2 separate regions of the Mus musculus genome follow, and region 1 is linked to region 2. A link is a loop called in an ENCODE intact Hi-C map of the cell type or tissue named here. Cell type or tissue: heart. All regions are shown on one strand. Each heading gives the region's core, and the rest is flanking DNA. Links, peaks and the distances in the headings are about the cores only.

Evidence for each region. Hi-C counts contacts between places; a loop is a spot of excess contacts. Peaks named below come from ENCODE experiments on the same cell type or tissue, not always from the same donor. Only the 100,000 strongest peaks of a DNase experiment are listed, where the experiment ranks them.
Region 1: a loop joins it to region 2, with 4 times the contacts of the local background. A loop is called at or near these places in 6 of 42 quality-filtered maps.

What each region holds. Positions count from the first base shown.
Region 1 is chr4:48,786,612-48,798,118 of GRCm38, reverse strand. All of the region lies in intron 1 of Gm52718 (a long non-coding RNA gene), which reads right to left. Among named protein-coding and RNA genes, the nearest start is that of Gm52718, 17 kb to the right of the region's middle. In heart, for the core only: no CTCF peak of the experiment used is centred there; no DNase peak of the experiment used is centred there.
Region 2 is chr4:49,035,522-49,047,028 of GRCm38, reverse strand. No RefSeq gene overlaps it. Among named protein-coding and RNA genes, the nearest start is that of Plppr1, 18 kb to the left of the region's middle. In heart, for the core only: no CTCF peak of the experiment used is centred there; a DNase peak (open chromatin) is centred at 5,188.

The DNA of each region.
Region 1 (11,507 bases), core at 1,772-9,771, 250 kb after region 2:
CCACAGAAAGATCCAACAAAGATAGAGAACTTCAGACCAATTTCTCTTATGAACATCGATGCAAAAATTCTTAATAAAATTCTCGCTAACCGAATCCAAGAACACATTAAAGCAATCATCCATCCTGACCAAGTAGGTTTTATTCCAGGGATGCAGGGATGGTTTAATATACGAAAATCCATCAATGTAATCCATTATATAAACAAACTCAAAGACAAAAACCACATGATCATCTCGTTAGATGCAGAAAAAGCATTTGACAAGATCCAACACCCATTCATGATAAAAGTTCTGGAAAGATCAGGAATTCAAGGCCAATACCTAAACATGATAAAAGCAATCTACAGCAAACCAGTAGCCAACATCAAAGTAAATGGAGAGAAGCTGGAAGCAATCCCACTAAAATCAGGGACTAGACAAGGCTGCCCACTTTCTCCCTACCTTTTCAACATAGTACTTGAAGTATTAGCCAGAGCAATTCGACAACAAAAGGAGATCAAGGGGATACAAATTGGAAAAGAGGAAGTCAAAATATCACTTTTTGCAGATGATATGATAGTATATATAAGTGACCCTAAAAATTCCAACAGAGAACTCCTAAACCTGATAAACAGCTTCGGTGAAGTAGCTGGATATAAAATTAACTCAAACAAGTCAATGGCCTTTCTCTACACAAAGAATAAACAGGCTGAGAAAGAAATTAGGGAAACAACACCCTTCTCAATAGCCACAAATAATATAAAATATCTCGGCGTGACTCTAACGAAGGAAGTGAAAGATCTGTATGATGAAAACTTCAAGTCCCTGAAGAAAGAAATTAAAGAAGATCTCAGAAGATGGAAAGATCTCCCATGCTCATGGATTGGCAGGACCAACATTGTAAAAATGGCTATCTTGCCAAAAGCAATCTACAGATTCAATGCAATCCCCATTAAAATTCCAACTCAATTCTTCAACGAATTAGAAGGAGCAATTTGCAAATTCATCTGGAATAACAAAAAACCGAGGATAGCAAAAACTCTTCTCAAGGATAAAAGAACCTCTGGTGGAATCACCATGCCTGACCTAAAGCTTTACTACAGAGCAATTGTGATAAAAACTGCATGGTACTGGTATAGAGACAGACAAGTGGACCAATGGAATAGAATTGAAGACCCAGAAATGAACCCACACACCTATGGTCACTTGATCTTCGACAAGGGAGCCAAAACCATCCAGTGGAAGAAAGACAGCATTTTCAACAATTGGTGCTGGCACAACTGGTTGTTATCATGTAGAAGAATGCGAATCGATCCATACTTATCTCCTTGTACTAAGGTCAAATCTAAGTGGATCAAGGAACTTCACATAAAACCAGAGACACTGAAACTTATAGAGGAGAAAGTGGGGAAAAGCCTTGAAGATATGGGCACAGGGGAAAAATTCCTGAACAGAACAGCAATGGCTTGTGCTGTAAGATCGAGAATTGACAAATGGGACCTAATGAAACTCCAAAGTTTCTGCAAGGCAAAAGACACTGTCTATAAGACAAAAAGACCACCAACAGACTGGGAAAGGATCTTTACCTATCCTAAATCAGATAGGGGACTAATATCCAACATATATAAAGAACTCAAGAAGGTGGACCTCAGAAAATCAAATAACCCCCTTAAAAAATGGGGCTCAGAACTGAACAAAGAATTCTCACCTGAGGAATACCGAATGGCAGAGAAGCACCTGAAAAAATGTTCAACATCCTTAATCATCAGGGAAATGCAAATCAAAACAACCCTGAGATTCCACCTCACACCAGTGAGAATGGCTAAGATCAAAAATTCAGGTGACAGCAGATGCTGGCGAGGATGTGGAGAAAGAGGAACACTCCTCCATTGTTGGTGGGATTGCAGGCTTGTACAACCACTCTGGAAATCAGTCTGGCGGTTCCTCAGAAAATTGGACATAGTACTACCGGAGGATCCAGCAATACCTCTCCTGGGCATATATCCAGAAGAAGCCCCAACTGGTAAGAAGGACACATGCTCCACTATGTTCATAGCAGCCTTATTTATAATAGCCAGAAACTGGAAAGAACCCAGATGCCCCTCAACAGAGGAATGGATACAGAAAATGTGGTACATCTACACAATGGAGTACTACTCAGCTATTAAAAAGAATGAATTTATGAAATTCCTAGCCAAATGGATGGACCTGGAGAGCATCATCCTGAGTGAGGTAACACAATCACAAAGGAACTCACACAATATGTACTCACTGATAAGTGGATACTAGCCCAAAACCTAGGATACCCACGATATAAGATACAATTTCCTAAACACATGAAACTCAAGAAAAATGAAGACTGAAGTGTGGACACTATGCCCCTCCTTAGAAGTGGGAACAAAACACCCATGGAAGGAGTTACAGAAACAAAGTATGGAGCTGAGATGAAAGGATGGACCATGTAGAGACTGCCATATCCAGGGATCCACCCCATAATCAGCTTCCAAATGCTGACACCATTGCATACACTAGCAAGATTTTACTGAAAGGACCCAGATGTAGCTGTCTCTTGTGAGACTATGCCGGGGCCTAGCAAACACAGAAGTGGATGCTCACAGTCAGCTAATGGATGGATCACAGGGCTCCCAATGGAGGAGCTAGAGAAAGTACCCAAGGAGCTAAAGGGATCTTCAACCCTATAGGTGGAACAACATTATGAACTAACCAGTACCCCTGAGCTCTTGACTCTAGCTGCATATGTATCAAAAGATGGCCTAGTCGGCCATCACTGGAAAGAGAGGCCCATTGGACACGCAGACTTTGTGTGCCCCGGTACAGGGGAACGCCAGGGCCAAAGGGGGGGAGTGGGTGGGTAGGGGAGTGGGGGTGGGTGGGTAAGGGGGACTTTTGGTATAGCATTGGAAATGTAAATGAGCTAAATACCTAATAAAAAAAAATGAAAAAGAAAAAAAAAAAAAAAAAAAAAAAAACAATACAAGCCAGAGAGAGAGGGCCTGGCATGAGACCATCACAAGAATCCATGCAGTAAATGACTGGACAATGTACAATGGATGGGAACCACACAGGACATCTTCAGGAGACTTTGAGGATTGGAATCAGCATACTTAGTGACTTAGGTGACACAGAGGAAGAGAAACATTGGCCTTCTTAACATATGCAACTAATTATGAATGGGAGAGAGAGAAAGGGAGAGGAAGGGAGAGAGAGAGAGGGAGAGGGGGGAGAGAGAGAGGGAGGGGGAGAGAGAGAGGGAGGGGGAGAGAGAGGGGGAGGGGGAGAGAGAGGGGGAGGGGAGAGAGAGAGAGGGAGAGAGAGAGAAAGAGAACATTAACTAAGTCAAAGGGAGAAAGAAAAATTAGTAGATGACATGATTAGGTTTAAGTTTTTGGGAAGCCCTCTGAAACTAAGTAAGATTATGCTAAACAATTGAGAATCTACATAACAATGACATCTGGGTACTTAAGATGCACTAAATCGCCCTAGCAAAATGTCTGCGGAAAAGATAAGGAGGAGAGACAGACTCTGTGTGACACTAGATTTGGTGGCACACAGTAAGCTAGGCCATGACTACAAAAATAACTGCACAGACATTTGGATGAGAGTTAGTCAACAGAATTAATTTTTTTCCTGGGTTTTTGTTTGTTTGTTTGGGTTGTTTGTTTGTTTGTTTGTTTGTTGTTTTTGGTTTGGTTTGGTTTGGTTTGGTTTGGTTTGGTTTGGTTTGGTTTGTTCTTTTTTGGTTTTTCGAGACAGGGTTTCTCTGTGTAGCCCTGGCTGTCCTGGAACTCACTTTGTAGACCAGGCTGGCCTCGAACTCAGAAATCTGCCTGCCTCTGCCTCCCAGGTGCTGGGATTAAAGGTGTGTGCCACCACTGCCTGGCTAAACAGAATTAATTTAAAACAGGAGCAGGAAAAGGAAAGCAATGATCCCTGAGGGAGATCTGTGCAGATCCAGGCATGGGTTTTGGAATGCAAATCCTCCCACAGTGACAGAGCCACCCTACCTGATCAAGCTTTCCTGGGAGAATGAGAAAGTAATAATGACAAAGGAGAAACCATCTTCAAACTGTCGGTCTGCAGCTCCACTGTCCTCCTAGTAACTCTTCCATCTTATCTATGGAATGTTGGCCTTTTCGTGGCCCGATGTAGCCTCTCAATCATGCAGTCACTACTTAAAATGAATCTGTGCACGAGGCAACCAATCTGCCCTTGAAATCAGGTATCAGACCTGGACAACTCTTACTGGGCAATTCATTGATTCTATTGTGACCAAAGCACTCCACATAAATTAAGCCTTTGGATGCTTTACATTCCTCCTGGTTGAGATGTAATGTTTCAAGTCACTCAGCTCCATCGAGGAAATGATCCTGGTAGGAAACTTTCAGTTGACCATGCTCTCCAGAACCTCATTACCTACAATAAGAGAACTGAGATCAAATACTGCAGATGCGTTCTGTAAACTTTGAGTGGTTATAGAACTGTTAACTATTATTAGTAACATGCTTCTGGAGTTTGGTGTGTGGTTAATGATTCATGGTTTAATTGCAAAGTGTTTTTCATCTCACATCAACATCACTCACAAAACAAATAGTAAATTAACCTAAAGAAATGTATGGCAGTGTAATAGACAAACCTTGCACTTTGCAAATACATTAATTAATTAATAAATAAATAAACACATTGAAGATGACACCCCAATAAAAATAGAGGGAGTTTTGTATTGTTGAAAGAAAATAAAACTTGAGACCTGTGATTCATGTAATGTATGTCAAATAGCCCAAAGAGTTGTTTGTGAGCTTTGAAACCTGGGGCTGAGAACATAGCAGAACAGACCAGGACATGCCCGGGCAGGCCCGTCGCCTCCCTATCTCCCACCCCTCTGACCTAAGTTAAATGTTAACAGGCTGCTGATGTTTAAATGGACCAATCATGTGAAACCGCACCAATTCCTCCCCCAGCCCCACTCTTTTCTATAAAAACCCCTAGCTTCCAAGCCTCGTGGTCGAATCCACTGTCTCCTGTGTTTCGACTCGGAGCTCCACCATTAAAATACCTTGTGTTGTTACATCAAGGTGTTTTGTTCTGTTCGTGATTCTTGGGTGCACACTGAATCGGGAGTTAAGTGGGGGTTTCCCCACTAGGTTCTTTCATTGTCTCCTTAAACAAGTGGTTCTCAATCTGTGGGGTCTTAACCCCTTGGGAGATCAAACAACCTTTTCATAGGGGTCACTTAAGACCATCGTAAAATACAGATATTTACTTTATGACCCATAACAGAAGCAAAGTTCCAATTATGGAGTAGTAGCAAAATAATTTTATGGTTCAGGGTCACCACAGCATGAGGGAATGTATTAAAGGGTCGCAGCATCAAAGAGGTTGAGACCACCTTAAACAAACATGCTCCACCAATAGGTTGTACATTGTGTAAGATGCCTATTAAAGCTCAGAAAATGAAAAGGATGTTAGCTACATGGTTATATTCTTGAAGTGATAGGATCAGAGCATTATTTTAGAATAAAAATCTTGTTACAAAATGATTAGTAAATCCAGACTAGATGCTGAGGAGAAGCTGACACAGACACTGGCCTTAGTAGAAGCAGCTAGCCATGAGGAAGAACTCAAGTCCTCGCACTTCTGCAATACTTCACATCCACGTAAAGGGGACTCGGGTGGAAAGGAAAGGGGGAAATATATGGCTGAGTGTTTAAACGTTTTGATGCTGAAACACTCTAATTTGTGAAAAAACATGATGGTGAATCTAGTAAGTTCCAAAGACAGTGAGGAATGAAGCAAAAAAACGGCAGTCATAGAAAGTAGAGTAGATGTGAACACTCATATTCCGTGATCACGGGCAGAAGTGAGATTGTTGACAGCGAACTCAACCTTACTGATATCCTATTTAGGAATGGGAATGTGGCTGCTTTGTTTGAGAAAGTGCTCTCTGTTATTAGGTGTTTTGTATGAACAGAAAACAGGATGGAGAAACAGCGACAGATGGAATCTTGACCCAACAAGAAAGATGTGAAATAGTACAGAGGTGATGAAGAATTGGGGCAGGCACCACCCTGCTGTTCACGGTACTTAGTATTTCCAGGAGCTCTGCAGCTATTTCTTTCTACAGAGACCTGCTATGACAGCACACACTGAGTGGGACGGCCATTAGTAAGGAAATGTGGTGCCAGGACGAGAATAAATCCCAGTTGCTTTCATATGTGACCACAGGATAATTTTTAGCCACAAGCATTTCCTTTGATTTGGTGTTATGGCATCTAAGCCCATCTTTTAGTAGCTGGAAACCATGGATATATATTTACTCCCAAACACTTAAAAGAAAAACAGGCAGACATATTTCTCAAGGGAAGCAGGCTTTTAGACCACAGATCATATTAAATGGAGGCATCAGGCAAATGAGCCCAGAATTGAAACAACACTGTGTCAATGGATTTGCCCCCATTCAAGTTGGAGGCAAACTATCCTAAAATGATGGTATGTGATTCCACGTGAGAACAAAATTTTAGAGCTGGAAAAAGGAAATATCCCTCCCTGTTACAACCAACTACTAAAGGATTCTGCAGAGGAAATGCACTAAGATCAATTAGTTGTAGAACCATAGCTCTTAATGTTAAAATGATTTAATAGTTCTACAAATGTCATGACATTAGCATTTTACACAAAGCTATATTAGAAGCATGGGGATCCCTGAGCTGCCTCTGAAAGTCAGCGTTTAGAGAACAGTGTTTATGAAGCTACATGGTCACTTTATGATATGAACTGGCAGTCTCACTAGGGTAAATGTCGCTGGCTAGCTGGTTTTATTTTCGGCAGGTCATTCAAGGATTGAGGCTGCCAAGTTCATCTTTCATTTGGATGGACTACAAAACCCATTTACAGCTGGCTGACTCATCCTACGGTGCCCTCCAACAGAAAAATAACTTTCTGGTATATCATCTTAAGAAATTATTTAATTACAGTTTTTACAATATGTAAGGTGCTCCTGCAAGGACCATCTAAAAATCTTGCTTACAATCAGGTAATAGACAGACATGTTAAAGCAAAACCCTAACAAATGAATTTTCTAGAAAAAACAAGGGGCATGCACGTAAGCGCTTACGCTACCAACAGTCCATTCCCAGACTAACAGAGCTGTAAATAAGCAAAAGGTCCTTTCCCATCTTCAACAGTGTTTGCATTCTCTTGTTATTTAAAAAAAAAAATCTTTAAACAATTGTTATGAGAATTGGCAATACAACTAGGTCACATGGTTTTTCAATCCTAAATGATAAATGGCCAGGTGTGGGTATTAAATAGAACAAGTACCTAGTGATATTGTTGGCATTCATATTAAAAATGGTAATGTTTAAGTGGCTAATGTGCTACCATAAAGCTTTCAGAAAATGATGCTTTGTAAGAAGAGATTGGTTTGCAATAGGAAATAAGAATCAGAACATGTCCCCTCCCTCAGTTCCTGGCCTTGTTTGCATGTAGGCTTTTCTTTGATTCACACAGTTTGTAACATCAGCCCAGCTATACTACGATGGTGGAACATGAGAAACATGTTATTTGGAATATGAAGACCCCACTTGAAACTCCAGACTGACTGAACTTAAGAAATTACACATGTCGTTGTAAATCTAGGAGACTGGATGTGTGGTGTGATCTGCGAGGATGTCCCATCAAACAGAAAAGCACAAATCACTTGTGAGTTGCCCTGAATAATGCCCTGAGCAGTCATAGGGAGAACAAAAGCTTCTCTGCGGCCCCTTAGCAGCCATCTCATTGTTTGATAAGGAAATCTTGCCACAGTGTTTTAGGAACAGACCTCTCTGGCCCTTTCGATCTTATATCCATAATAAGGTAACTTTGTTTGTTGTCTTATGGCTCTGAGTAATACACTAGAATGGTTATTTTTAAATCCCATATTCTAGTTCCACTTGTGGACTGTGGCAATACCCACTCCTTTGGTATTGCAACATGAATTCAAGTAAACTGAAGCTTATAATCTCATTACAAAGGTGAGGATAAAGAAGCTAGCCAAGTATGCAAGGTAATTCCTAAACACAGTGTGCAGAACCACTCAGGAAACGCAGAAAGGATGCAAACTCAGACTTACAGACAGATCTGGGGATACAGTCAGCAATCTAGTTTTTTATTTTATTAGCTCTTTTGGGAATTCTGTATTGTGTATTTTGATTATATTTATGCAGATTAAAACTACTTTGAGATTTCATCCTTAGACATTTCATCAAATGTCTGAGATTAAAGAAAGAAAGCAAATGCTGGCAGATGCAGGGAGAAGCACCTTTTCATTGGTGGGGGTTAGGGGATGCAAACTGATGTCATCTCCATGGAAACCATAATGGACACACCTGAAAATAATAAAAAAAAGATCTACCACATGACCCAGCTTTACCACTCTGTATCCTCCTACAGAGAAACCTGCTCATTCATGTCCATTGCTGATCTATTCACAATAACCAGGATACGGAAATGACCTAGATGTCCATCAGTTGACAAATCAATAATAAATGTGTAATATATTTGCACAGTGATCTACATTTTACCAGCACCCATACGTGGTTCTAATACACAGAGTCAAAAGACCACACACTGAAGAAGAAACAGGGAATGAGAGATCCTATTTTGGGTCTCACAGCAGGATTTGACTCCATATCCAGCCCTGAGAGACTGTGGTGGCTTCAGTGTCCTCATCTACAAAAAGAAGACAATAGTAATACCACAAGTTAGCCAGTTGTAACACTAATAGTCAGCACACACTTAGTGTGAAAAGTGTTGTCTGTGTTATCATTAATACCACTGAAACACAGAAAACTTGCCCAGGTGCTAACTGACTCCCCAATGTTCCTAGAACTCAGTGGATAGAGAATTCTGGGTAAAGGAGAGAGAAACAGAAAGAAAGAAGCTGAGCTAAGTCTGTTTGTTTGTTTTTCATCAGTGTTGGGGACAAGAAGAAATTCAGATCAAAGGAGAAATAATGCATTAATTAGCAAGGACCTAGGGAATTAGCTGCAACTGCGTGAGGTCATTATGGGAAGTGGGTACTCCAGTGGAGGGTGGAGTTGAGGACAGGTGAGAAACTGTGGGCCTCACAAGTTGGCTCTTCTACCTTGTGTCTAAAAGCATCATTTGTTTTTGTATTTTCAAGATGCTGGTGACAGAGCCCAAGTTTTCACACATGCTAGGCAAGTGATCCACACTGAACCACTTCCCCAGCCCTTAAAATGCCAGTTATAAAAGGCAGCACCATTAGATCCAGCACATGAAGAAAAAAAGACCAATTTATAGTAACCATTCTTATTATAAAGTAATTATTTACATATTAACTCACCACAAGGAACCTTAATTTATTGAGTGAGTTAATATATTTAAATATATATATTTCAGCATAGTGAAGCCATGTATCCTTGTGGTATGGTAGAGCATCTTTTGGGTATATGCTCAAGAGCAGAATAGCTGGGTCTTCAGGTAGAACTATTTCCAATATTATGAGGAACCGCCAGATTGATTTCCAGCGTGATTGTTCAAGTTTGCAATCCCTCTGGCAATGGAAGAGTGTTCCTTTTTCACCACATCCTCACCAACATGTGCTGTCACTTTAGTTTTTGATCTTAGCCATTCTGATTGATGTACAGTGAAATCTCAGGGTCGTTCTGGTTTGCATTTCCCTGATGATTAAGAATGTTGAACATTTCTTTAAGAGCTTCTCAGCCATTGGAGATTCCTCTATTGGCAGCCTTATTCAGAATAGCCAGAAACTGGAAGCAACCCAGATGTCCTTCAACCAAAGAACGGATACAGAAAATGTGGTTCATTTGCACATTGGAATACTATTCAGCTATTTAAAACAAAGACATGATGAATTTTGCGGGCAAATGAATAGAACTTGAAAACATCATCCTGTGTGAGGTAACCCAGACCCAAAAGGACATGCATGATATGGACTCACTGATAAGTGGATATTAGCCAAAAAGTACAGAATACCCTTGATACAATCCACAGACAGTAAGAAGTTAAACAAGAAGGAATGCCTAAGTGAGGATGCTTCAGTCTCACTTAGAAGGAGGAACAAAATAGTCACGGGAAGCACAGGGATGGAGGGACCTGGGTGGGTGAGAGAAGGGAGTGGGGAAAGGGGGCAGAATGAGGTATGATGGGGAGACATGAGAGGGTCAGGAGAATGAATGGAAATATGCAACTGCAGGAGGGTAGGGAGGAACCTCTAGAAAGTCTCAGAGACCTGGGATGTGAAAGGTTCTCAGGACTCAATGGGGGTGACCATAGCCAAAATGCCCAACAGTGGAAATATGGAACCTGAAGAAACCACCTCCAGGAGACAGACAGGGACCCAAGTGGAGGGATGGGGTCACCAACTCACCTTCAAAATATTTGACCCAGACTCGTTTCTGTCTAAAAGAAATGCAGGGACAAAAATGGAGCAGAAACTGAAGAAAAGGCTGTCTAGTGACAAACCCAACTTAGGATCCATCCCATGTGAGTACCAAATCCTGATGCTATTACTGGTTCTATGTGTGCTTGCAGACAGGAGCCTAGCATGGCTGTCCTCTGAGAGGCTCTACCAGCAGCTGACTGAACAGATGCAGATACTCACAGCCAACCATTGCACTGAGATCGAGGAGCCCTATGGAAGAGTTAGGGGAAGGCTTGAAGGAGCTGAAAGGGATGACAACCCCATAGGAAGAACAACAGTGTCAACTAACCTGGACCCCTGGGAGCTCCCAAAGACTAAGCCACCAGCCAAAGGAAATACACTGCTGTTCTGATGCCCCTGGCACATATGTAGAAGAGGAATGCCTTGTCTGGCCTCAGTGGGAGAGGATGAGCCTAATTCTGTAGAGACGTGATGCCCCAGGGAAGGGGGATGCCAGAGGGGTGGGGTGAGCACCCTCTCAGAGACTAAGAGGATGGGAAGGAGTAAAGAACTCTGGAAGGTAGGACCAGGAGGGAGGCCAATATTTGGAATGTAAATGAATAAAATAATTAATAAAAAATAAATTAAAACATTTCAAGAGCTGACAAAATGGCTCAGTGGGTAAAAGAAATTTGTGTCATACTTGAAAACCTGAGTTCGCTCCCCCCAAGATCCACAGCATGAAAGGAGAGAATTGTGGTCCTCTGACCTCCACACACATGCCAAGACACACCCATGCATCCCATGTGTGCACAGATAAACAAATGTAATTAAAAATCATTTCCAACTTGCTAAAAATAATTCAAACTCTCAATAAAATATCAACTTTTATTGAAAGCGAAGCACTATTTGCTTATTTTAGAACCTCAGATTCTTGCACAGTTCCAGAAATAGATAAGAACTGGTTCAGTTAAACAAATATGTGCAGGTGTGTGTGTGTATGTGTGTCTGTGTGTGCCAATGTCTGTGTGCCTGTGTCTTTGTGTGAGCCTGTGCCATTGTATCTATGTCTGTGTGTGCCTGTGTTTGTGTATATGTATGTCTGTGACTGTATCTATGT
Region 2 (11,507 bases), core at 1,651-9,650:
AACAAGATAGATAAACCCTTAGCTAGACTCACTAGAGGGCACAGGGACAGAATCCTAATTAACAAAATCAGAAATGAAAAGGGAGACATAACAACAGATCCTGAAGAAATCCAAAACACCATCAGATCCTTCTACAAAAGGCTATACTCAACAAAACTGGAAAACCTGGACGAAATGGACAAATTTCTAGACAGATACCAGGTACCAAAGCTAAATCAGGATCAAGTTAACGATCTAAACAGTCCCATATCTCCTAAAGAAATAGAAGCAGTCATTAACAGTCTCCCAGCCAAAAAAAGCCCAGGACCAGATGGGTTTTGGGCAGAGTTCTACCAGACCTTCAAAGAAGATCTAATACCAGTTCTGCACAATCTATTCCACAAAATAGAAGTAGAGGGAACTCTACCCAACTCATTCTATGAAGCCACAATTACTCTGATACCTAAACCACAGAAAGATCCAACATAGATAGAGAACTTCAGACCAATTTCCCTTATGAATATCGATGCAAAAATCCTCAATAAAATTCTTGCTAACTGAAACCAAGAACACATAAAAGCAATCATCCATCCTAACCAAGTAGGTTTTATTCCAGGGATGCAGGGATGGTTTAATATAAGAAAATCCATCTATGTAATCCATTATATAAACAAACTCAAAGACAAAAACCACATGATCATCTCGTTAGATGTTGCAAAAGCATTAGACACGATCCAGCATCCATTCATGATAAAAGTCTTGGAAAGATCAGGAATTCAAGGCCCATACCTAAACACGATAAAAGCAATCTACAGCAAACCAGTAGCCAACATCAAAGTAAATGGTGAGAAGCTTGAAGCAATCCCACTAAAATCAGAGACTAGACAAGGCTGCCCACTTTCTCTCTACCTCTTCAACATAGTACTTGAAGTCCTAGGCAGAGCAATTCGACAACAAAAGGAGATCAAGGGGAAACAAATTGGAAAAGATGAAGTCAAAACATCACTTTTTGCACATGATATGATAGTATATATAAGTGACCCCAAAAATTCCACCAGAGAACTCCTAAACCTGATAAACAGCTTCGGTGAAGTAGCTGGATATAAAATTAACTCAAACAAGTCAATGGCCTTTCTCTACACAAAGAATAAACAGGCTGAGAAAGAAATTAGGGAAAAAATACCCTTCTCAATAGTCACATATAACATAAAATATCTTGGCGTGACTCTAACTAAGAAAGTGAAAGATCTGTATGATAAAAACTTCAAGTCTCTGAAGAAAGAAATTAAAAAAGATCTCAGAAGATGGAAAGATCTCCCATGCTCATGGATTGGCAGGATCAACATTGTAAAAATGGCTATCTTGCCAAAAGCAATCTACAAATTCAATGCAATCCCCATCAAAATTCCAACTCAATTCTTCAATGAATTAGAAAGAGCAATCTGCAAATTCATCTGGAATAACAAAAAACCTATGCTAGCAAAAACTCTTCTCAAGGATAAAAGAACCTCTGGTGGAATCACCATGCCTGACCTAAAGCTTTACTACAGAGCAATTGTGATCAAAACTGCATGGTACTGGTATAGTGACAGACAAGTAGACCAATGGAATAGAATTGAAGACCCAGAAATGAACCCACACACCTATGGTCACTTGATCTTCGACAAGGGAGCTAAATCCATTCAGTGGAAGAAAGACAGCATTTTCAACAAATGGTGCTGGCACAACTGGTTGTTATCATGTAGAAGAATGTGAATCGATCCATTCCTATCTCCTTGTACTAAGGTCAAATCTAAGTGGATCAAGGAACTTCACATAAAACCAGAGACATTGAAATTTATAGAGGAGAAAGTGGGGGAAAGCCTGGAAGATATGGGCACAGGGGAAAAATTCCTGAATAGAACAGCAATGGCTTGTGCTGTAAGATCGAGGATTGACAAATGGGACCTCATGAAACTGCAAAGCTTCTGCAAGGCAAAAGACACCGTCAATAAGACAAAAAGGCCACCAACAGATTGGGAAAGGATCTTTACCTATCTTAAATCAGATAGGGGACTAATATTCAATATATATAAAGAACTCAAGAGGGTGGACTCCAGAAAATCAAATAACCCCCTTAAAAGATGGGGCTCAGAGCTAAACAAAGAATTCTCACCTCAGGATTACTGAATGGCTGAGAAGCACCTGAAAAAATGTTCAACATCCTTAATCATCAGAGAAATGCAAATCAAAACAACCCTGAGATTCCATTTCACACCAGTCAGAATGGCTAAGATAAAAAATTCAGGTGACTGCAGATGCTGGCAAGGATGTGGAGAAAGAGGAACACTCCTCCATTGTTAGTGGGATTGCAAGCTTGTACAACCACTCTGGAAATCAGTCTGGAGGTTCCTCAGAAAATTGGACATAGTACTACCAGAGGATCCCGCAATACCTCTCCTGGGCATATATCCAGAAGATGTCCCAACCGGTAAGAAGGACACATGCTCCACTATGTTCATAGCAGCCTTATTTATAATAGCCAGAAGCTGGAAAGAACCCAGATGCCCCTCAACAGAGGAATGGATACAAAAAAAATGTGGTACATTTACACAATGGAGTACTACTCAGCTATTAAAAAGAATGAATTTGTGAAATTCCTAGGCAAATGGTTGGACCTGGAGGGCATCATCCTGAGTGAGGTAACACAATCACAAAAGAACTCAAATGATATGTACTCACTGATAAGTGGATATTAGCCCAGAAACTTAGTATAGCGAGATATAAGGTACAATTTGCAAAACACAGGAAACTGAAGAAGAACGAAGACCAAAGTGTGGACACTTTGCCCCTTCTTAGAATTGGAAACAATCACCCATGGAAGGAGTTACAGAGACAAAGTTTGGAGCTGAGAAAAAAGGATGGACTATCTAGAGACTGCCATCTCCAGGGATCCATCGCATAATTAGCCTCCAAATGCTGACACCATTGCATACACTAGCAAGATTTTGCTGAAAGGACCCTGACATAGCTGTCTCTTGTGAGACTATGCCGGGGCCTAGCAAACACATAAGTGGATGCTCACAGTCAACTATTGGATGGATCACAGGGCCCCCAATGGAGGAGCTAGAGAAAGTATCCAAGGAGCTAAAGAGATCTGCAACCCTGTAGGTGCAACATTATGAACTAACCAGTACCCTGGAGCTCTTGACTCCAGCTGCATATGTATCAAAGGATGGCCTAGTCAGCCATCACTGGAAAGAGATGCCCATTGGACAGATAAACTTTATATGCCCCAGTACAGGGGAACGCCAAGGCCAAAAATTTGGAATGGGTGGGTAGGGGAGTGGGGGGGAGGGTTTGGGGGACTTTTGGGATAGCATTGGAAATGTAATTGAGGAAAATACGTAATAAAAAAATGTAATTTTGTGTGCTTGTGTTCTTTCAATTTACAGCTGCATTGGCTGAAATAACAGTTCCTAGAGGTATAAGGGAAAACCTTGACGAAATAGTTTTAAAGTAACAGTGGTGTTGTTGGAATGTGGTGTAGTCATATTTGTGTGTGTGTGTGTGTGTGTGTGTGTGTGTGTGTGTTTGTGTGTGTGTGTATGTTTGTCTGTCTATCTCTCTGTGTGTGTGTGTGTATTCTCTCTCTCTCTCTCTCTCTCTCTCTCTCTCTCTCTCTCTCTCTCTCTCTCTCTCTCTGTCTCTCCCTCTGTGTGTGTGTGTATGTGTGCATGTGCACATGTGCGCACGCATGTGCATGTACATATCAAAGGAAGATGCCTGGAGTGTTGCTTTGTCACTCCCCCTACCTCCCTTGAGACAGGGTCTTTCTCTGAACTTGGAGCTTATGCCTCTTTTCAGCTAAGCAGGGTGGTCAACTTGCCCCATTTATTGTCCTGTCTCTGCTGCCCCCATCCCCACCCCAGGGCTGAGGTCATAGTCATGCTAAGCCGTGCACAGGTTTTGCACAGGTGCTGGGAATCTGAACTCACATGCTCATGCTTACACAACAAGTTTTCTTAGCTAGTGAGCCATCGTCTTAGCCTTGAAAGTTCTATTTTATCTACCTTTGACAGGGATATGAGCTATAACTCTTAAAAACTGGCTAAAATGTTTAAAGAGCATGTTTTCTAGTCTCTTAGTGAACCCATGTCCCTCACATGTAGCAAAGAATCCATTAGCTGAGGTAAACCTTCAGGGAACCCCTATGTTAAATGGTGCAATTCTCTTCATAATACCAATACCAATGACTGATTACATCCTTGCCATTACTATCAGTAGGAAATTTCCCCTGAAGAGCATCACTATTAGTCTACACAGATCAGTATACCAGTATGCTGAGCAGTGAGGTTGGGGACATCTGCTGTTCTAGCTTGCTCTTTTCATCCTCCAACCAAGAATGCATCCAGCTAAGCAGTTGGCATCCTCCAAACAAACAAACAAACAAACAAACACTGCTCTCCCATATCTAAGCATGAGCCTAGAATCCCAACCCAGTGGATCAGGCTTTCCACTGTCCTAGCCACTGTGGTTTCCAGCAGATGGTAAATGATAGAACCCTAGAGAATTAGGTCAAAATTCACAAAAGGAAAACTGTCATGTTTTTCCTTACTAGGACACTAAGCAGTTGAGGCACTGTAAGACTGGGAATACCATAAGGATTATATCTGTAAGATGATGTTGAATTTACTGTGCCTTAGGATACCACTAGATGTTTCAGTTACTTGAGAAGTTCACTTGGACTGGCTTAAGGCATTTTGATTTGGTTTTCTTTCCCATGTCCTGTTGGAATTCTCTTCAATAGACACAGCCATTTTAGCACCTCCTTAATAGTAATAGAGGCAAAGAAAAGGAAAAGCAAACCATGGATCCGCACAATGCTTAAAGGACCCATTCCTCTGGCCACACTGTGCCTGTTTCCTAGTCCTGAATATTTCAGACAGTCTCACCCATAGGCATACTTTCTAAGTGTCTCCTTCCCCTTTTTCTGAATTGCCAGCTTAGAAAGCTGGTGCCCTTAAAGGCTGACACCCACTGCTAGACAGATGGAGCAGAGAGGGCCAAGGCCAAGGCCAGGCTTATGCTGCCAACTCATTTGGCCAAAGGCCCAGCCTTACTCCACTTACAGCCACCAATGCTGTCATTACCCAGTAAAGGCTGATCTCAGTGCCCTTTGCTTGTCAGCTTCTCTACGCTCCTGAAGGTGACAGTAGTCCAGGAAGTCCTTGCTCCTTCCTGGCATTCATACATCTGCCAATCACAGCTTTGTGTAGTTGATAAGGTGTCCCTTGGCAAGAGACAGCCAGAAGTCCTGTCCCATGCCCACAGCAGGTGTCAAGAGAATGTCTGGAACAGCTGTCAGCTTCCCAATGCCAGGCTGGTGTGACTGGCTTGTGGGGCACACCTTCCTTCCCTGCAGCTCTCTAAGGTTTTAACTTCACAAGCATTAGTTCTGAGGTAGGGTAACTGTCTTGGTTTATTTCCAATATTCTATGGGGTCAATCTTCTATTATGCTTATACATATCAAGTAGGGATCTAAAAGGTACACTGACCATGTCACTCACTGCTTTAACTTCCCAAGGGAATTCTCAAGCTTTCTCTTCAAAGTCTGTTATGGTCTTGGTTAAAATTGTTTTGGCCCCAGACCTCAACATTTCCAACAAACCCATCTTCTTGTCTCTCCCCTGCTGTTCCAAGCATGCCAAGTTCCCTTCAACACTAGATGCTGGTTTTGTTCCCTTCAGTATGTCTGCCTAAGTCTTATTTGTCTTTCCAGTGTCAGTTCAGATGCCCTTCATCCAGAAAGCCTTCTCTGAATCCCCTAAAGCAGGGAGGAGAGGAAAGGGACCTGCCTCTGTGTTCCCAAGGCTTTCCTGACTTTGCTCTTTAGCTTACTGTTATGTATAACTATATGTAAGGTACACATTTACATGTGTTATACTTAAACTATTTCTATCTCTTTCTCCTGTCCAAACTCAATGGCCTTTGTGATGATATTAAGTGTTGATGCCTTTAAGAAGTGATTAGGTCTTGAGGGTGGCATCAGGAGTGAGTTCATTCTCTTCCATTTTTCCAAGGGAGAATGTAACAGGAGGTCTTACACCTGATACTGGTGCCTTGATATTGGGCTTCCAAACCTCCAGGAAAGTGAGAAAATAGCTTTCTGCTCTCTCAAATGACCCAGATGTGGCTATTGTATCCCAGAAGCAGTAAGTCGGTATGTAATTCTATTTATGGACTTTGAACAAATTGAAGATGAGTGCCGTCTTTTATCTTATCTATACTAGGTTCTTAGTATATGCTTCTTGAATAAATAAATTCATACTCATGCTTTCCCACTAGAATTAAGGTACAAAATGTGACATGAATGGAATCACTCAAGGGGCTCTCACTTCTGGAAAAAGAAAGTTACTGTTATCTTGTGCTTATGCATAGGGCATGGTGTGTTTGATTCAAAATGAACATGGATGGACTGGAGGTGTCATTAATCTGAAAAACACATGCTTGGAATGTATGAGGCTCTGGGTTCTCTCTGTAGTCTATGCATGCACAAGTGTGAACACACACGCACACGCGATGAAGAAGAAGAAGGAGGAGGAGGAGGAGGGGGGGAGGAGGAGGAGGAGGAGGAGGAGGGGGAGGAGGAGGAGGAGGAGAAGAGGGAAAGGGAAGTGAAGTGGGAGGAGAGGGGAGGGGAGGGGGAGGGGGAGGGGAGGGGAAAGGGAGGGGAGGGGAGGGGAGGGGGAGGGGAGAATGAAGCATGCCAAACTGAACATAGAGGAGCAGAGGGCCTTTCACCATTGTTTCTCTCAACTCACAGCATCTAATTAAGGGAAGAGAAATCTTGTCTCTTGAGCATCTCATTACGATGTTCATACAGCTGAATCACTTTACCTCTGTGCTCATCCCCAAAGATCAGCCCACTATAGCATCACTAACACTCCTGGAAGCAGAGGCCTGATTTGGCACTTCAGTGGCACCAGGGTCCCACACTGTCCGGGTCTCTGGCACAGAAACTCATCAACAACTGTGACACCTCATGTCTATGATAATGGATGTCAGCAGGACTCAGGATCCTGGGACTCCAGTGGCACCTGCAATGCTGTCTCAATATTATTGGGTTTGTCACAAAGCTCATCCTCTCTGCCAATAATGGCGGACTGCATCATCCCTTGCAATATAGCAGTTTTCTCTTCCAAATTAAGTGTTTTCCCATTCAGCACCAAGAAAGAAGTAGAAGGGAGAGTCTTATTTCCATCTAATACACCACAGAAAACTGGAAAACATCAAAGGATTATTTTTTTTCTTGACAATGGAAACACTTCCTCCGATGTGACCTAGGGTGACATATATAAACTCTAAAAGCAGAACACTGAAATACAGATCCAAATCATGAGTTCAATTTAGTTTGAGTTCTTTGTTTATTTCTTATATTAATGGTGGTTAAGAGCCCTCTCAGCTTCAGAGCCATCATTTATAAAATGTGCATCACTAAAAGGTAATGTCTCTGATAGTGTTTTTCCCAACTGTGATCAGCAAGCACTTATAGGACAGAGAAAGTCTTCAGAATTATGCTTAGTTGAAACACAGGTGAACCATCACTAAACACTGCTAAAATGTTGCCAGGATAAATTATAGATCCTTATTCTCTACACTCCACATTCTTTCTTAGTCAAGGAAAAGAACTGATATTTTCCAGATAGATTAAAAACTGTACATACATACATACATACATACATACATACATACATACCCAGTGTGGGTTAAAAAAGGTGGTCTGCGTCCAGCTTGCCACAAGGCTAGGGCCACTCATGGAGGCGGACACGGGAAGTTTGACTATGTGCAGCCCACGCCACTGTTGGGCAGTGAGAAACCATAGGACCCTGCTCCAGGAGGCACAGTCTGAGGTCCTGCAGAACTGCCAGAGTTGATTCGGAGGTCCCAGCCCACACAGAGGCCAGAATGGCAGGTTCTCACTCTTGGGCACCACAGACGCTGCGGGATGCCATGGAAGAGCTGAGAATATAGTAGGGGCCTTCAGGGCTGGCTCTGACACGGGGGCCAGGGGGGGGGTGGGGGGGGGGAGGGAAAAGAGCAGGAGGAGAGAGCTCTGGCTGACTCCCTCCTGCACAGATGAGAGTATCCTAGACTTGCTCACTTGCTCTGTGGGTGGCTTGGATTGGTAAAAACCATGGCCGGAAGTGCTGAGAGGCTTTCTGAGGGAGATTAGAAGCTCGGCTCTTTAGAGGAGGACGGAGGGTCCCAATGAGAAGAGACAGTCCATGGTTTTAAGGCGTTTATTGTCATGGCAGCTGGCCATGGTCATATGGAGAGACAGGGTAGGGAGTGCAAAGAAAGGGGGAGCAAGAGGGCAAGAGAGAGAGGCAAGGGTAAGAGAGTAAGAGAGGGAGGAGGGGGCAAATAGCCCCTTTTATAGTGGGCCAGGCCTACCTGGCTGTGCCAGATAATTGTGGGGAGGAGCATACCTGGCTGTTGCCAGGTAACTGTAGGGAGTGGAATCCAGGCTTGGAGCATTGCCCTAAGTGACTGATGGCCACAGACCTCTCTAAAGGAGCAGGGGGTGGGCTGTGGGCCGGGTATAGCTGTGACAGGAACCAGGGGCCCAAGGGGTGTGGCCAAACACCTGCAGTCTCTTGCAGGGGACAGTCGCCTGCTGGGTCTCTGGGGTTTTAAGCCTGAGCTCGACCAGGGACCAGGCTGCCTATGCACAGCTCACCGCCCCCACAATCCAGAGTCTTTATTTCAGTGAAAAGATGCTCCTGGTTTCCAAAGTAGGAATCACATTCCCTAAATATCATGAAAGATGGACTTCTCTGTCTCATGATGTAATATTTGTTATCTTGTGTGTGTGTGTGTGTGTGTGTGTGTGTGTGTGTGTGTGTGTGTATTAGAATAGAAGGATGCTAGCAGGATCACATAGTCCCACAAAGTCCTTTACTATGCCCTCTAAGAAAGTTTGAGGGTGACCAAACCATTGATGTATTAAGTATGCCCTTGACTACTTAGTAGGATAGGGTTCAGCTGGTGGTGGGAAGTGGATACACTCATCAGCATAAGGCTATACACACCTCCACCAACTGGTGAGAATAGAGTAGACAATTCTGGGTCCCAGTGATAGGCTATCAACATCTGCATTGCTAACAGTGCTCAAGTGATGGTTGACATGACTCCACTGAAGACAGAATCAACACACTGAAAATGCTTGTCACTGAGCAGTGAGACTCAAAAGGAAAACTAGTATGAGCAGAAAGCTCCAGAGTAGACCAGACAGGATGATGCTTTTAAAGGAGGAAACTCAAATTTGTAATAAAAGAAAGATAGGTTGAGTCATCAGTTTTTCTTTCCTTCAAGAGAAGCTGTAAGTCAGATTTTATATACAGATTTTTGATCTTTCAAAAATTAGAAAGACAAACAATGATATCCTTTACTGAACAAGAAAACATATTTCTAAACAGAATCAAGATGATGTACAGGCCAGTGTATATCATCTGGCATAGAGCTTTGTCACTCCTAAGAGATCTGTTGCTTTGATGGAAGGCACAGAAAACACAGTCATGTACTAAGGCATGTAGATGACTAGGCTGTGCTCTAGTTGCAAACTATGACGTGTGTAAGAACCACAAAGAAAACAACACTGATGTTTTAGGGCCCAATTTCGTGTGATGCAGAGGCAGTCAAGTGAAGTTAATGAGGGCATGAATATTTTCCTATGCAGCTGACTGAACATGCTGTGGGGGGGGGGGGAGAAAGGGATGGAGGGAGGGGAGAGAGGGGGAGGGGGCCCTCATCACTGGCATCACATGTGTAGAAATATATGCAACAAATTCTAAAAGGAGAGAGTACTAGAAATTAACAGAAAGAGAACTGAGCTAGAAAATAGTCAGAAACAGACTCCTTAAGAGCTTCATAATGTAGCTTGCTTTCTTGCCAACAGATAACTGTGCTCTTTGCAGGGTACATTACAGGGATCATTAAAACTGTGTATCTGTCTTGGTAGCTAGCTAGCTAGCTCTATCACCATCATCCAATAAATGCAGCCCCATGCAAGCATAGACGTCATGTATCTAAAAGATTCATAGTGTTATACCCTAAAATATATCATCTATGTTGGGTTGGTTCCATGGTTTTACAAATTGTTGATGTCTCAAGGGGGTTATTTAGAGAAAAAGAATTCACAGAATCCAGTTGCTCTGCTGCCTTCTCGGGCTCCAGTCATTCCCATGTTCCACTGGCATGGGAGTGTAAGGTCAATGGTGTTACCGTGGGCAGTAGAAAAGTGCCTAAATGGCAGAGTCCTACCACTGAGAAAATCCTTCTCACAATAAAAATAATAAAAAAATTAAAAAATTAAAAAATCCCATTACCATTGTTATTATAGCTGACATACTTCACTTTGCCCCTGCCTAAGTCAGATCCCTGTAAGAATGAAGAAGAAAAATGCTTGATGACATTTTTCAAAGGTGGATAGTATGTATCTAGGCTTTTGGCTCTGGGCTCCAGTTCCAATTTCAATAGAATAGGTAGAAACTATATGATTACAACTTTGCATTTGTTAACATGTCACCTGTCCATTTCCAGTTACACAGCCACACTCCCTGGCAGTCTAAATAGGAATCTACTCATGTGACTGGCAAGTAAACGACAAATACAAATGAGTAGAAGTTAAAAAATAGAACGCTGTAGAGTTAGTTCCTTAATGTTCCTTACTGACTGTCAGTCATGTATGTTCAGCCTGATAGGCAACATGTGATAAAGGCTCACATATCTTGTGTGTCTCTATACCCAGCCCAATAGGCAGCATGTAGTAGTTCATGTCTTGAAGCATCTCCTTGAATACATGAACGTCTTTGCAAATTGCTAATGAGACATATCTATGTAGAGAAAAAAGACCAGTTGTGGAAGATTAGTCCATTTTCTCCACATCCTCACCTGTCCCTTGAGTTTTGTGGGTTTTTTTGTTTTGTTTTGTTTTGTTTTATCATAACCTTTCTGACTGGTATAAGATGGAATCTCATGGTCATTTTGATTTGCATTTCCCTGATGACTAAGGACGTTGAGCATTTTTTTTAAGTACCTCTCTGCCAATTTGAGAATCCTCTGTTTAGTTCGGTATCCCAGAGCACAACTCCATTGCTGGTAGGATTGCAAACTGGTGCAGCCACTCTGAAAATCAATCTGGTGGTTCCTCAGATAACTGAAAATAGCTCTATCTGAACACCCAGCTATACCACTCCTAGGCATATTCCCAAAAGATGCTGTACCATACCACAAGAACACTTGCTCCACTATGTTCATAGCAGCCTTATTTGTAATAGCCAGAAACTGGAAACAACCCAAACGTCCCTCAACCAAAGAATGTAAACAGAAAATGTGGTACATTTATACAATGGAATGCTAGTCACCTATTAATAACAAGGACATCATGAATTTTGCAGGCAAATGGATTGAATGAGAAAATATCCTGAGTGAGGTAACCCAGACTCAAAAGGAGATGCATGGTAGGTACTCACCGATAGGTGGA